Regions from separate parts of the Homo sapiens genome. Here region 2 is linked to region 1. Evidence: chromatin loops called from intact Hi-C (ENCODE). Cell type or tissue: heart left ventricle. All regions are shown on one strand.

Region 1 (2,500 bases):
CGTGATCTTGGCTCACTGCAACTTCCATCTCCTGGGTTCAAGCAATTCTCTGCCTCAGCCTCCCGAGTAGCTGGGATTACAGGAGCCTACCAGCACACCCGGCTAATTTTTATATTTTTAGTAGAGACGGTGTTTCACCATCTTGGCCAGACTGGTCTTGAACTCCTGACCTCGTGATCCACCCGCCTTGGCCTCCCTAAGTGCTGGGATTACAGGCATGAGCCACCGCACCCGGCCTGTTTCTCATTTTTTTACTGCTTTGGTTAATGAAGATTTTAAGTCATATAGTATATTGATCTTCTTTTGAAGATTTTATCAGGATAAAGTACCAAAAGTGAGATTATTGAGTCAATGGGAATAAGCATTTGTATGTCACTTGGTATCTATTGCCAAATTGTCCTAATAGATAACGGTCCCCAGCAGTAATACGTGAATGTGCTAGTTTTACTGGTCTTTTCAGCTTTGGATTTTATTTTTTGTTAATTTAATTGGTGTCCAATTGTACCTTTTCAATTTAATACTCTATTTTTTATTACTTGAAAGTTAACTTTTTTCTTTTTAAATAAAATCATCCCACTCTTTCTCTTGTTTGAACTACCTGTTCCTATTCCTGTGTCCATTTATCAATGACTTAACCCATCCTATTGAATTTGATATAACTATCTTAACAATTAGTATTATCTTAATGCTTAGAAGCCTCCTCTCTGCACTTGCAGAAATGTTTAATAGAAATTTCAGGTTGATATGCTTCGAGATAAAACCTACCATTAATTGACTTCTTTCTTTGAAATATGTTTCAAGTGATGAGATAGCAAGTTTGAAAACACTGAATTGCCAAAGACAAACAACGAAGAAAATGTAGGTGATTTGGTTTAGTAAGATTCTTATATTTTGACTTTTTTTCTAATTTTAAAGTAAGGTATTCTAAAAGTATTTTGATCCTTCAAAAAATTCGTGACTAGAATAACAGTACTATTCTTTTGTTGTTCAATATTTTCTGTATGCAGGTTTAGTTGAACGCCAGTAGATGGCACTAATTACATAAACAATTCAACAAGTTAATGAAGAGGGAAAGAAATGTATGAGGTTTTTTTCGTTCAAATGTTGTTATATGTCACATATTCAACAATTATATATGAGCTTATTTTTGTAGTTTTTTTCTCTTGTGATAAAAACAATTAAGCCCACTTTATTGCCAATTAATTGCTACTAAGTTGAAATACTTGATACTGGTTATTGCTCAAGATGCTGCATTTGAAAAGTTTGTCCTGAAAGGTGGGTTACCTTATACTGTCATGATTGACTAAATCATATGGTAGGTTAAAAGCAATCTAATATATGTATTCTGACCTGAGGATTCAGAAGCTGTTTACGAAGTATTTTAAGACACTCCAACTAGAGATTTCATAAAAAAAACTGACATTCATTCTCTTTCTCATAAAAATCTATAGCAGTTGGCCAAAGACCTCCGCCAGTGGCAGACAAATGTAGATGTGGCAAATGACTTGGCCCTGAAACTTCTCCGGGATTATTCTGCAGATGATACCAGAAAAGTCCACATGATAACAGAGAATATCAATGCCTCTTGGAGAAGCATTCATAAAAGGTATGAATTACATTATTTCTAAAACTACTGTTGGCTGTAATAATGGGGTGGTGAAACTGGATGGACCATGAGGATTTGTTTTTCCAATCCAGCTAAACTGGAGCTTGGGAGGGTTCAAGACGATAAATACCAACTAAACTCACGGACTTGGCTCAGACTTCTATTTTAAAAACGAGGAACATAAGATCTCATTTGCCCGCTGTCACAAAAGTAGTGACATAACCAAGAGATTAAACAAAAAGCAAAATACTGATTTATAGCTAGAAGAGCCATTTATCAGTCTACTTTGATAACTCTATCCAAAGGAATATCTTTCTATCTCATCATGGCGCACACTGCCTTACCTGTTATCTGATAAATAAGTCACTTTGGGATTCATGATAGAGTTATAGCTGTACATGGTCTCATCCTAGTATCTCACTCCACACACCCAATGGGAAAATTTGTGGAGGGCAATATGACTCGTCACTTCATTTCCCATTATATATGAATGGAAATTAACAGCGCTTATAGACAGTATCTCCTCAAACTAAGCCTTGTATCCTTATTATACCTCTCTTGATCTCTAGTGCTTTTTTCACTAGCATTTATTCCAATCATAAATAAAAATATAAATTATGTAACTAATTGTTAAATATTTGTCCTTTAAATTAATCTAAATGCCATGAGGGCAGAGATTTTGTCTTTCTCATTTGATACATCCCCAGGTCCTGAACCACGTGATATAATAGGGAGCTAGTAAATGTTTTTTGAATGATGACTCCCTTTGCAGAATGTACAATTACCTTGTGCAAGCTGAAAAAATAGCACCTGTACAATATGAGGAAGACCACGGTGAAAAATAATTGAGTTCCAAAATATGACATCAATTACTGAAAAAATAAGCTCGGTGAT
Region 2 (2,500 bases), 390 kb after region 1:
AATTGACTGGTAATTCCTTTGTTTACTTTTTTCCAAATCTCAAGAAGCAAGTCTAGAGTATTAACAATGGTTACATTAGCATTTAAAATTTTTTTTTGAAATTTGAGTATTTCAGAAAGGGGTAATTTAGGCAGGCATGTATGTAGAACTTTGCATTTTAATTAAAAAGACTCAAAATGAAATGAACCTCTGACAGTAACAGATGACTACTTCTAAAAGCTGCATTACTACTTGATATATGCTCAGTATTTTCTTGTGGGTAAGTCCTACGACTTGTTTCAAGAAAAGTGACAGGACTAAAACAATTAAAAAAGACAAAGCTGCTGTTTTTTAATCATATGTTCATAAATAAAACTAGGTTGTGAATTGTTTCCAGAGAAGCAATTGACAAAGTATGAGTAAATCACTCTAAGAACTAAAGCTGCGTTGATTTTTTTTAATGTTCAACCAAACATCTATCCTTGTCCAATGATGAATTTTCTTTGACAAATAAATATTTACAAAGTATGAAATATAGACTCTGTGCCTTTCCTAAGGCCAAAGCATACTGTTTAAACTAAAATTTAATTTTTTTTCTCACCTCAAATACACCAAAATAAGAACATAACTAAAAATTAATTCTCTCTTGTAGTAGACTGTCCATTAATCTTTTGTTAGATAATATTAGCATTGTGAGTGTCAGGTAGAAAGAAAAACTGTAATTTCTAGATTGATCAGAAAATGTGAGTATTTATGGATTTGAAGAAAACAATAAAGTCTGATAAAATAGAATTTTCTGTAACCTCCCTTATGGAGTCAAGAAGGAGGAATCTTTCAACATCCTCCCATTTTGCAGTGAAAAGTCTTCATGCAGTAAATAGTTTGCTTGGGTAGATCAAAGGGTTAATTTACTTCTGATTTGAGAAGAGACGCAGACTTCCCTGATTTTTTTACAAAAATGTGTTGTGTGGGAGGAAGGTAGAGGCCTCAGAATGAATTCACTAATTGGGGTTTTCACCTGCTGTGAGTCTAATCGAATACAAAGCCTTATTTGTAGCTGAAGAGGAAGAGAGATTATGCAGAGTGTAAGAATTTCTGCCCAGTTTTGAAATTCCGCTTATTTGGCACAATCGGTGGGGAAAGGCAGACAAATAGTTACAAGTTTGAGCTGTTAAGGTAGACCAGGAATGCTGTAGTCAGATATACTTGAACCACATTAACCAGTGATCCATTTTTAGCAGGAGGTGGTGTGGGTCATATACATGGGTTATCGCTATAGCTGGCAGGCTAATAGGTACTCCAAATTCTTTCCCATGAAGCAACCGTCGGCCTGTGAGGTTAATGAAGTATGGCTTTATTTTAGTGAAGATGCTAAAATTCACATCTTTTTAGATGTTCGGCTTGATATAGGTGGCTCTGTGAAGCTTTGAGAAATCTTATTAAAAGAAAACTGTGTGAGAGTGAAGCAGAGCTCGACTTTATCTGGAACCTGTCTGGTGAAATCTCTGGTTTAGATGGCAGCTGGCTCACAGAGAACTTTCCTGAGTCTGGCTTACTCTGCCTCCCTAAAGAGACAGGGCCTGGAAAAATAGGCTTTTGTGTGGGTGTGAAGTGCTCTGTGTCTGAACTTAGAGGCCTCTTCATTTGCTGGTTAATGTGACCTGGCTGGATATTCTTACATCCAGAAGATGTTGGTTTCAGATTGATCTAGGGGGATTGTTATATATATATTTCAATTAGTATGCTATAATATTTGCCCTAACCAGCAATGATTCACCATACACCAACCCATTTGTTAGATGTCTGAGTCACTGTTCATGGTTAGTACTTGTACTATGCAAAGAGGAATATGGAATTCTTATGTCTTTATTGTATACCCAAATGCTGACATTTTACTATAGAATATGTATTCGAGTTAATTGAAGTGATACCTATACTCTAAATGAATTTTTATAAAGTGATGCAGGTTATACTAAAACTTAGGGCGCACTATAGATAGAGAGAAGCTGAACCCTAGGAGTTGGTGAAGTCTCTCGGGACCATCCCTCCAGGCAAGTACCCAGTTCAAACCATTCCTTGTCTTTGTCCTTTCCTATGCCACTCTGCATTTTTACACAGCTAGCATCAGGCCAACATTGAAACCACATGCAACCCAGAAAGGAAAAAGATGTGTTTGTGGAAGGTAGGAACAGCCTAGTTTCAGCTGTTGGCCCTTCACAGCCTCCACTAGATGGGCTCATTCGAACCCAAGACCCTTCCAACAGTACACTGCAAATCCATAGCTCCAATTCAGACATCTTCCCTCTGAGCTCAAGACTCAGATGTCCAACTGTCTCTTGGATACCTGCACTTTTACATCACCACCTCCAATTCATTATGTTCAAGACTGGATTCATCATCTCTTTCCTAACCCTCTTCTGCCCCCTCCTCCTGAAATTCCTAGCTCGGAGAATGCTACTCATCCAATCTTTGTTGTCACTCAAGGACAATGGTCCTTAACCTTCACTGCATATTAGAATCA

The links. Peaks named below come from ENCODE experiments on the same cell type or tissue, not always from the same donor. Only the 100,000 strongest peaks of a DNase experiment are listed, where the experiment ranks them.
Region 2: a loop joins it to region 1, with 5 times the contacts of the local background. A loop is called at or near these places in 16 of 110 quality-filtered maps.

What each region holds. Positions count from the first base shown.
Region 1 is chrX:31,657,096-31,659,595 of GRCh38, reverse strand. It overlaps DMD (dystrophin), which reads left to right. Exons shown (of 79, transcript NM_004006.3): 54 at 1,452-1,606. Among named protein-coding and RNA genes, the nearest start is that of FTHL17, 590 kb to the right of the region's middle. In heart left ventricle, a CTCF peak has its summit at 1,026 (motif pointing right); no DNase peak of the experiment used is centred here.
Region 2 is chrX:31,271,089-31,273,588 of GRCh38, reverse strand. The region is part of intron 62 of DMD (dystrophin); the gene reads left to right. Among named protein-coding and RNA genes, the nearest start is that of FTHL17, 200 kb to the right of the region's middle. In heart left ventricle, no CTCF peak of the experiment used is centred here; no DNase peak of the experiment used is centred here; H3K27ac peaks cover 848 bases.